Regions from separate parts of the Homo sapiens genome. Here region 1 is linked to region 2. The links are chromatin contacts, found by Hi-C in ENCODE. All regions are on one chromosome and are shown on one strand. Each heading gives the region's core, a stretch centred on a gene start or an enhancer-like site at or near the end of the contact. The rest is flanking DNA. Distances are from core to core; before and after follow the strand shown. Region 1 has its middle 55 kb from the start of LINC01934. Region 2 has its middle 170 kb from the start of SCHLAP1.

Region 1 (5,431 bases), core at 207-2,706, 550 kb before region 2:
TTCCGTACTTCCTGAGTGAGGTACAATCCAAAGGGAGAGAAGGCTTGTAACTGAGTCTTGCCACGGGACCAATGGTGGAAGTGAGGGTCACAGAAATTGGTCACTATGTCCTTCTCTGACCACCACATCCATAAAATAGAACAGGGAAGAATACTCAGTTTTCTAGAGTCATTTTTCCTCTAGCAAACTCAGGGACGTCATCTGCCACACCATCCACTGAGGCTTTTCCAAAGCTCTGTGTAACTCACCTTGGACACCCCTCTTCCTGACTAGACCATGATGACCTCTTTGGGAAACACAGCGTAACTATTTTTGTGTCCAGCATTTAAAGCAGTATTAACTTTCAGCAAATAATTGAATTTCTCTAGTTAAAATTGGTGTCAAGGTAGATTCTTCAATGACTTCAGGAAAATCACTTGAATGAAACAAAAATTAAGGTGCTAAAGATTCAAACAACTGCTAAACCATACCTGATGAAAAAGAGGAGCCATTCGAGCTGATATGGATGTTTTAATTGCATGTTCATTAACATGTTAACTATGAAATAAACGAAAGGCTCATCCAGATAGACAACTCAATCATTCATTTTTACACTTGACCACAAACGACTAGTTACTCTGCTGGACATTAATGGGTCACACAGATGTATGAACTGTCGTCTCCCCATTCTCACTTTCAGCCAATAACATCTCGTTTCATGGAGGAGTAGAAGCTACCAAAGAACTTCCTACGAACCACATCTACCCTCCAATCTCACCTATGCCCATGTCCTCTGCAAATTCACAACAAGGGCCAAACACCTCACTTGTACTAGATCCTATCCCCTCTTGCTTATCTAGGGGAACTCAAGAATTTGGTGAATGACAATGCTGCTGTAAGTGCTGGATGCTGCACTTCCCAAAGAGCTTCTGCTCTAGTCAGGGAGAAAGACAGATGTCCAAGGTAGTGCAGAACTTTGAAAACACCCTGAATAAATTATGTAGCAGATAACTTTTTCAAGGACACTGCTCCTCCTCCCCTACACCATCCACTTCCTCCTCTCTAATCTTTCCTATCAATATACAAACATGCTGTAATTTCTCCCATCTTAAAGAAACTCCAACTACTCCCTACTTCTCTATTTCACTGCAAAATTGTCAGGAGTCTCCAAGTTCTCTATTCCTTGTTACTTTATTCAATCAAGCTTTAATTTCATTGCTCCAACAAAATTGCATATAAAAGTCACCAGTGTCTAGGACTCCTGAGTTGCTAATGGCTATTTAGGTCCTTATTTTATTTGGCTTATCAGTAGTCTCTCATGGGGTAGATCATTCCCACCTCCTTGAAACTTTTTACTTCCCTTTCAGGTTATCACACTCTCCTGATTTTCCTTTCACTTCTTGAGCGTTCCTTCCTGGATTACTTTGCTGACTCATCTCTCCTCAGCCTCCTAATGCTGGGAGTGCCTAAGCTTCTTTCTTCTCTAGCAGCACTCATTCCCTTGAGTGAGTGATCATAGGTCTCACAGCTATAAATACCAACTACACACTCACGTGTCACAAATATACATCCCTGGCCCAGAACTCTTGAATTCCAAATTTGTATATCCAATCTTGCACTTCCATTTGGATGTTTAATAGGCATTTCAAACTTAACCTGTCAAAAACTAAGCTCATAATCTTTCTCCCTATCCTGCTTCACCCTCGAGTTTTTCACCTTGGTTAATGACAACTACAGCCTACTAGTTTGCTCAGGCCCTAAACTCTAACTCCTTTTTCACACCACATATTCAATCTATCAGCAAATCTTCTTAGCTCTATTTTTAACCAGAACCTGACCTTTTCTTACTACTTACACTGCCACCACCCAGGTTGAAGTCACTGGTATCTCTCACCTGGATTACTGCATTAGCCTCCTAACTGGTCCCCCTGCTCCCAATTCCTTAGCCCCACAGCAAGTTTTTCTCTGACTGATCAGATTCTAATAAATCATGTCCTGTTGCTCGTTGGCTAAAAACAGCTTCCAGTGGTGTCCCATCTTATTTAGAATACTAGCCAAACTCCTTAAAATGAAATACAAGACCCTATGTGATCTGCCCACCTGTCATCTTCTTGACCTGGCCTCCTATTCCTCTCCTAGTTGCTCACCTGCTCCAGCCCTCCTAAGCACTTGCTACCTTTTGAATGCATTGGGCATGCTCTTGTTACAAGATTTTTTCAGTTGGTATTCCCTCCGCCTGTAGGACTCTTTTCCTATGTGGCTTATTCCTCACCATCTTCAGCTCTTGACTCATTTTTTAGGTGAGGTCTTCCCCGACTACCCTTGTTATAACTGTAATTCAACCTCCCCTTTCTTTCTCCCTCACTGCACACACTATTTCCCTTCCCTACTTTGTTTTTCTCCATAACACTTACCATCTAACATACATATATGTGTGTGAGAATGTGTGCGTACGCACACACACACACACACATATATATATACACTTTTAAATTTTTTTGGTCTGTCTCCTAGCAATTGAAAGTAAACTCCATAAGGGTAGGAATTTTCGTGTATTTTATTCACTGCTAATCCTAAGCACCCAAACCAATATTCCAGTGTACACAACTAATAACTTACTGAATGAAATAAATTGGATCCCTTATTTCTAGGGGCTCATAATTGAGATGATATACATACACAAGTAAAACATTATATATGTCCTTAAAAAAAAATAACCATGGAAGAAAAAACATGGTGTCTCATGCATATTTAAAATGATCTTCACCATTTGAGAGTTCTGTGACCACAGCAAGAGTTTAGCAGAGGGCTAAAAAGTGCTCTTCAAACGATGATAAAGGAATCAGGTAAGGGGTGCCAGTGAAAGCCCTACAGTGTTATCCCCTCATACTCTTTATCTCATAAATTAATACTCTTCTTCATCACTTTGTAGATGAAAACTTGAAATGCTCATATGAAGACCTAACTACCCCAATCTCAATCACTAGAGAATCCCTGACTTTCCTTACAGACCTGGGCCCCTAGCTGTCAGGACTTAGTACCACACACCTCTCGGCAACCCATTCCTTCACAGATTTACCTTTTCCTTCTCTTGGACTAAGGTGGGAGCAGCCAACATATCTGAGTTTGCTAAGCTAACTTAAGAAATACTCATGGTGTGAGACAAAATAGAAGTTGTTGAAATTATACTTCTGAAACTAGGGTGCTTCTTACCCAGTTACCTTTCAATTCAACCTACTGGCAAAGAAATAACATGGGGCAATACAGAAAAAAATGACCCTGTGACTCTTCATCCTACTCCATTTCCCTTTTCTCCCAGAAGCGAGAAGTGAAAAACACACACACACATACAGAAAACAAAAAGACTTGAAAAATATTTCAATAAACGACTTCCAACATTCCAGAGTACTCCGTTCCACATTACCAAATGGTATACTAGTTCCCTTTCCCTAAAATATTTATCTTAAAAGATGTTCTCAAAGGCCATCAGTTTCCATTTCTTCTATTAGATTTCCTTAAAATACAGCAAGCAGATACATGTATTTAGTTGTTTTCTTTTTACCAATAAAAAAGGATAGGAGAAATATCCATTAAGAAGACAGTAATGATAATGAGAAATTATGTAAAATTTGTAGGACAGAAAATATTCTGGTGAATTTAAGGAAAGTTTAAAATTACAAGATTAAGTCAGTCTCTATTTTAAACACATTGTCATTAAGTAGGTTATATGAACAACCCATTGCTATTTCCCATATTTCAATTTAACAGTTTCAAATTTAACAATTTAAATATATATGGCACCAACCACATACAAAGCACTGAATCAACATGGGGAATTAAAGGAGACATGACAGATATGCTTCACATGGTCTCTGGATAACCTTATGGAGAAGACTTACACCCATGATATAATTATCATTCACTCAGCAAACATACATCATGTTACATATTGGGCTAGATACTGAAATAAGGAGACACAAAGCATAGATATTATCCTCCAAAAGCTCATTATCCAGAAATATGGATATGGAATAAAACTGAATAAAATGCCAAAACGCATGCTAGAAACATAGGGTACTAAGTGTAGTTTAAGATAATTATTTTAAAAGCATCAAATAGTATTAAGCATATTTAATATATAGAGAGTAAAACTTACTAAATATTATACTAATATTTTCATTGCTAAATCATCAGGAACATCTGTTCAGTTTGTCATTCAATAAAAATGGATATACATTAGCAAAGGGAAAAGTCTATCTGGACAGGGAAATGATAAACTGTTTAAGGATGTGAAAATGTATTCATCTCTGTATGTATCACAGTGCCAGAAAGAACCTTGTAATTAGCAAACACATAAAATTTGTAGAGCAGATAAACTCAAAGTGAAGATCAGCTAAGGAGTTATATAGCATAACCACCTTTCATCTCCCCCTACCTCCTTCCAAAGAGAAAAAAGAAAAAGGAAAAAGAATTCCTGGCTTTAGGGCACACATTGTTGAGGAAGGCACCTGGCTTGTTGTTGGCACTTGGAAATATGCATATACTTGATTCCCTTTTATTATTTCTGGTGTTTGTGAAGACGGCATCTCAGAGAAACAGACCAACAGGTATGTGAGAGCAGTGTAACAGAAAGGTTTCCATCAAAGGAGCTGGACTTGAGATAAACTTTAGGGATTAGAGATTGGAGGATTTGGGGAAAAAAGTTGCTTTTAGTGACCTGTGTTTGGAGGACTTGCGTAATTGTCTTTAGCTTCACCAGATTTCAACAAGGTAACCCTACAGATACGAAGATTTCGTGTGAACTTAAATTTCTGTAAATACATGTCAATGATAATACCTACATTTGTCAAAAATTCCTTTTGCTATGCATTGTTCTGTTTACTTCAAAATATATCCAGGACTAGGTACCAACGCTCTGCTGCCTAATCATGGTTTAATCACTCTTTCTCATGTATAGTTAAATTAACAACAAAGACTACTAAAGACTATTTATACTGTACTTGTGCCTGAATCTGGGTAATGTATTGCTTATTTTTTTTTTTTCAAAACTTAGCTTTTCAATATATGGTCTTATTAATATATTGGATGTTGCTATTTAAAAATCACCTTGGGCTTCCTGTTACATGAATTACCAGAACCACAGAAGCTGAGAGCCCAGCAGGTGGTAAACTGAAGTAAGAGAGATACTGCTGGAGTTCCAAGGACATTCCCTTAAGAGAAATGCTTATGAGTTTAGGAGCTCTCGTAAGAGAGTCAGGGAGAAAAAGAAGGAAGTGAGGCTTGTGTGTGTATGCCTTAGATATGATAGGTATACACCTTACAGGATCACTCCTCATTTCTAATTTAACAAGATTGATTCTGTTTGACAAAGACAAAGGCTTTAACATTACCTATTACTATCAGCAATGCAGTTATAAATGTCACTCCTAGTCATTCATTTTATAGCCACTTT
Region 2 (6,138 bases), core at 2,087-4,586:
GATTTTCTAGAGTCCTTGGATATTATTCTCAGCATGCTGGGAAGGCATTTGAGAGTACTCAGCAGGGGAGTAACTAGATCTGACTTATCTTTTACAAAAAAGGCTCACTCTGACTGTTGTGTAGATTGAAAGAGGGCAAGTGTGGAAGCTAGAAAAAGCACAGAGCCTTACAATGGATAATTATTCTTAGCAGTTGTGAGATACTACTAGGAGCTCCTTGGTAATATTTAGGAGTTGGGATATGAAACCCAGGTGGCCAATTACCCAGGTAAATATGGGAGCAGAACACCATGGTGATTTGATCCTCTAAGCCTCACCATCACAGTCATTTAGGCAGCTCAAATTAGAAGTCCAGGATTCAAAACACCTATGGCTTATCATCCCTAATATTGAAAAAGGAGAATAAAAAATCCACAGCAAGAAATGAAGTATTTTTCAATCCTTCAACTACAAAAAGAGAAAAATTTGATCAGCAGAAACAACACATGAAATTAACCGCCCAGGTCCACCCATTCCCTAGGGAAATATGTGGCCAGATTGGCCCCATTAGTCATGTATAATCACATAAATAAGACATTCATGCAGGAAGTCACCCTTCACCCCAAAGGAACAGTTAGATGAGTAACAGCATTGGTCACTACAGAAATCCATTTTTTCTTTCACTGTCCTAATACACAGTTTTCTTCTTTCTCCTTACTATTTCCTGTGTTAAATATAAGTGTCCGAGGTTGTTTAATAATAAAAAAAAATACCGTGAAACTCTGCTTCAACTATTCTAATTTATTCCCCTACAGTTAAACGTCTGGTATTTTAAATCTATGTCATTTATTTACTTGTGGTGTAATCATATTGACTGTGACCTAGAGAGGAACGGATAAGTTAATGAAATGCAGAAGTACCGTAGACTCACAAGACCATGACTACTGAAAGGGGTGGTGTTTATGTTTTTGCCCAAATTATGATTTGCAGCCTCTACCTGGCTGAAATTCCATGTAGTATCCCCTCTCCAAGTGTTTCTGATTATTTCTAGAAGGGCTTGTTGATCTCTTAAGACTGGAAAGCTTATTTTAGTAATAGGCTTCCTTGCTTCTGGGAAACTCATTCCCTGTGGATAGTGGGGTAGAGAGGAGTATAGTACAGCAACTACAAACTCAGGCTCTGAATTCAGACTCGCTGGATTTGAATCCTAGTTTTGTCACTCATAGCTACATGGCACTGCACAAGTTACTCAATCTCTGTATCCATTTCCTGATTTATAAAGCAGAAATAATACTACCTCCCTACCTCTCTAGTAATTACGACCTCATTGTAATGTTACCAGGAATAGTTGAGATACAAGCTGAGTATCCCTAATCTGAAATGCTTGGAACCAGAAGTGTTTCAAATTTGGATTTTTTTTTGAATTTTGGGATATTTGCATTATTTTAACCATTTGAGCATCCCAAATTTGAAAATCAGAAATTTGAAATGTTCCGGTGAGCATTTCCTTTGAGCATCATGTCAGTACTCAGAAAGTTTCAGATTTTGGAGCATTTCAGATTTCACGTTTCCAGATTAGGGGTACTCAAAACCTGTATCTATAAAACTTTTACAACAGTGTTTGACATCCGAAAAATGATGGGCAAATATTGTCAGCCATTAGTGTTGTGTCAGGGAGGGCAGTTGATTTCTGCCTATTACTCCTGTTGATGGTGCCATTTTGAGAATGACAATGTCTAGGCCAAGTATCCTGTATACAGGTGTTCCCAAAGCTACCCTTGGTTAGTGTTAAATTCTGGACAGAGGCAGGAAGATTAGCTATCCTTTAAACTCTTGGTCAGGTCTTGTCTCCTGGGCCCCAAACAGAACTACTTAGATCTATCATCTTATCAAGTTTCCGGCCAGTGGTGAACAGTTCTGTTTGTTTCTAATTCTCTCCTCCATTTATGAGAATTCAAATCCAAACCTTGTGCCTAGACAGTTAAAGGAGTTGTTTTCAGCCTAACCACTGTTCCCACAGAGAACAGACCTCATACCATCCTCTTCTTTCTCCTATTGGTTTTTACTTTTAGCTAAAACCATCCCCCCTCCCTTAGTTGGTAAACAAATGCTTCTATACATAACCTTAGAACATGCAGAAGGAATGAGGGAGAGGAATATTTTCTACACTGTCAGTGTCTGGATCTAGTTCAGCCGGGTAATTATGCCCTATTATCGATGTTGGAGTTTTATCTCCCTGGTGGGGTCAGACTTAGATGGCCCATGGTTGTCTGATTTAAAAGGTATAATGTGTTCATTAGAGAAGGCCAAATGTACATTTAAAAACATGAAGGCCAAATATGTATGGCTCAAGTGCAATAAGAATTCTATTTCTTGCTCATGTAACAGTCCAAGGTAGATGTAACTGTTGGGCATCTCACCTCCACTCAGTAATTCAGGCAATGATCTAGGTTTCTTTCCTTTTGAGGCCCTAGACTTCGCTATCATTTAGATCTAGCTCTCTAAAAAGAAAAGGTAAGCCTGCTTCTCTTCGCACAAAACAGCACGCTTCTCTTCCACACACAGTCCACTATGAGTTAGTCACATCTACCTGCATGGTCTGTCAAAGGCATTCTCTATGAAAGGGAAAACATCTTTCAGTGGGCATAGAATTATCTCCACATATAAAAAAACATTTCTGTATTTTATAGGAGTCAAATAATCAAAATGTGTTAACTTTTCATTCAACCTCAGAGCTGGTTTACTGAAAATTAAAACGACTGGTGAGTGATGAGGCAAAACTAAATTTTTTAAAGGATAACTTTAATCAGTATATTTATTCCTCCTGCTACATTCTCTACAAGGAATTGTAATTGAAATAAAAGAAAATATTTGCTGACAACAATTATTAAGTCCTCATTCCAGAAATCAAATCTAGTAAAATTTCACCTTGATTCTAGAAGAAGTAAAGAAGTAAAACGGGGGAACTGAACACCCTCCCACACCATTTTTTTTTTAACCTTTTCCATTATTCAGCCAAGGACTCACATTAAATCTCTGGCAAGTTTGAGAAGGTGGTAAATATCCTGACTTCACTGTACTCATTAGCAATATTTTTAAAGACTACCTTAAATTTTAATAAGTTAATTCAATTCATGCTCAGGGAGTTGCTGGATGTCAATGTGCTAAACAAATACCCCTGACTCAGGCAGCATCTTTTTCTACATTACTAATGCATTACACATAAGCTTTCCTAATATTGGTGCCACTGTGCAAACAGTACTGTCACTTAGAGCCACGTTCACCTTTTGTAAACAAATGATTCAATTAATAAACCTCACCAGGGAATAGTACTTTTGACTTAAAGGTTGCCTTTCTAAGATTGCTTTATAAAACAGTCTTCACATTCCTGGAGCTTATGACCTACGTGCATTTCAGGATTTGCTAATGAACTGCTCAGCTGCTGAGTTGAGTAAATATAAAAGGCCATTTCTCTTTGCTCTTTTCACACCTTTTAATTGGAACAAGTATGTTTTTGGTCTGATTCATACCACTTTCATGTGCTAGAAACTTGTGTGCATAAAAATTTGGTTGAAATTCTACAGGCAGTAGGGGTCACATTTTTTAACGTGGTTGCTTGAATTCTACAGGACAAGGATTAATAGATCATGAGTGGCATGATGGATTTGTTTGAAAATTACATTCCAACCTAAGTGAGTTTTAGCTCCCATAATGTGTCTGTTCATGTTTCTAAAGCAATTATTTCCCAAGTAGAATGCACGAGGTGGCCCAAGGGGGTTAAGAGAGATTGTATTAGTCAAGACTCTTTCTGGTTGCAAGTGATAGAAACACTTCACAAAATGGATTAAACAAAAAATGGAATGTATATGCTCACGTATATGAAATGTCTAAGGTTGAGCTGATTTCAGGCAAGGCTGGTGTATTATTGGGCGTCTCAACAGGAAACAGCTGGCACGCTTATATTAAAATAACCAGAACAGTTTACATACACAAGAAACATTGTGAAGATATGAGAGTAGTGAATGAAAATGAGCTAGAACAGTAACCCAGGGTTAGCAGAAGAGCTGTTACCACCTATAAGCCGAATGATATGAGAGGAAGAAGTTACCAGAACCTGAAAAGAGTCTGACAGAGCCAGCCTGAGACAACCCTATAGAGAGACCCAGAGGATTAAATCCCTCACCTCACCTCTGCTGTGGCTTCCCAGTGCCCAACCCCATCTGAAAACCAGAGAGGCACTCTATGTGGTCTCCACAGGTCAGCCTCCTGGGTTGAGCTTCTGGGGAGAAAGGTGCAGAGTGGTTCTCTTCCACACAGCTAGGTATGATACCCTCAGGACTGGGCTGCCATCTCCTGGATCTTTTCTGTTCTCTCATGGCATTACTAGTAGACATGCTTTCTTTCATGTGTGACAAAAAGATCACCAGCAGCTCCAGGACTAACTCCTAACAGCCTAGCTACCCTGAGAGGGTTTCTTTGACCTAAAAGTTGAATGTAAGTCACAAGTCCCCAGATTAGCTCAAAGATCCTTCCCTGAACCAATCACTATAGGCATGAAGTAGAATACACTCACAAGCCAGCTTTCAATTATGTGCCAAACTCTGGAGCTGAGATGGATTCAGCCATAACTGAACCAAATGAATCGAGTTAGAGAAGACTGGGCCCTCAAAAGGGAAGATAGGGTATTATCATCAGAAGAAAGAGAAGCTGATGCTGGACAGGTGGATCCACTGAATATACACCACTTCAGAGATAAAAGCTGGAAGTAGTGTGTGACCAAATCCACTCCTGGTGCCAATTAAGCACAATAGTCTCTTTTGCTAAGATCCATCCTGAGAAATGTGGCTGTTTTTCCTTGGGATACATCCACTAGAGAATCTGAATACTTAGTTTAAAAAAAAAATCTTTTCTGAGATGCTGATTCTATCAGTTCAGTTCTTCGTTACCTGTTCTTTTCATGGGTGGAAAACAGCCCTTTTCTCCCCTGAGAGGCATATGAATGAGGATGGATGATATTGTTTTGGAATTCTTAACATGGAGCCCTTAGAATTCTAGGGAATTTAGTTATAAACTTTATGTTTCTTGTGAACACTTGCAATTACATAGAAAATAAACAATTTTCATTTTTAAGGGGGAAGAGTCCTTAGCTTTTCTTAGATTTTCAGAAAGGTGATCCCAAAATAGTTAACACCCTTTGCTGACTTATGCCCTTTCATGAACAAATACTCTTTGTGATGACTCAGTTCCTACAGAGAACAGCTAGGAGAATGATTCATCAAGGTCTGAGTTCAAGAGAATCCAAATCATTGTTGTAAGCAGACAAAACTACTGTGTGAAGAGATAATCATGGTCTATAAACAGGGAATAAAATATTTAATTGTGAAAGTCCATATAAATAAATCATTAAAATGATGCCCCTAAAAGTTACAGTGCTTTTATTAATTAACTTCATAATGAAGTGATCATAAGTGTCTAGGGTTAATGCTATTTTAAATAGCAAAATATATTTCTCTTCCATATTAATTTCTGTGCCTGTAAATAATAGCTACTATATACCGCTGCCTACAGCCACACAAATATTTACTTCTTATCATAGCCTTATTGTCCTATGTGTTCATAATATGTTAAACTAGATAATCTGGTCAACTAACAACACAGAGGCTAAGTGACACAATTATGTGCATGTGGCCAGCTCCATGCTCACTGTTGTAATGCTTCACAGGAATAGAACTAAGATTTAAGACCCAAGCAGATGTAGGGGCACAGCAAATAAACCTTGCCTCTCCACCTTCGTTGAACTTTTGGCAGAAGTAAGAGACAGAAACCCAGGAGGAGGCCAACCAGGATGGTACCAGGGGTATGAATGGGGTAAGAGAAGTTCATAAGCCAGATAAGTGATGTTATTTCCTCCCAGAAATGTTAGGAGCACGTATTAGCTTGCTAGAGCTGCTGTAACAAAGTACCAAAACTGAGTGGCTTAAACAACAGAAATGTATTTTCCCAAGGTTCTAGAGGCTAGAGGTCTGAGATCAGGGTGTTAGCAGGGTTGGTTCTTTCTGAGGCTGTGAGGGAGGATCTGCTTCATGCCATTCTCTGAGCTTCTGGTGGCTTGCTGGCAATCTTTGATGTTTCTTGGCTTGTAGAAGCATCACCTTCATC

What was found. Hi-C counts contacts between places; a loop is a spot of excess contacts on that map. Pooled maps may share reads with other maps.
Region 1: a map of endothelial cell of umbilical vein shows a loop between it and region 2 (4-fold over the local background). The contact joins two enhancer-like sites. A Hi-C loop is called at or near these places in 4 of 168 maps with a recorded cell type or tissue (PC-3, PC-9, endothelial cell of umbilical vein and 1 more) and 2 of 50 pooled maps.

Annotation. Positions count from the first base shown.
Region 1 is chr2:181,066,281-181,071,711 of GRCh38, reverse strand. No RefSeq gene overlaps it. Among named protein-coding and RNA genes, the nearest start is that of LINC01934, 55 kb to the left of the region's middle. Within about 2 kb of position 1,456, at least 2 of the 41 ENCODE cell types and tissues checked have a DNase peak (open chromatin) inside an H3K27ac peak, as active enhancers do; they include PC-3, where a contact is called at or near this core.
Region 2 is chr2:180,518,574-180,524,711 of GRCh38, reverse strand. No RefSeq gene overlaps it. Among named protein-coding and RNA genes, the nearest start is that of SCHLAP1, 170 kb to the left of the region's middle. Within about 2 kb of position 3,336, at least 2 of the 41 ENCODE cell types and tissues checked have a DNase peak (open chromatin) inside an H3K27ac peak, as active enhancers do; they include PC-3, where a contact is called at or near this core.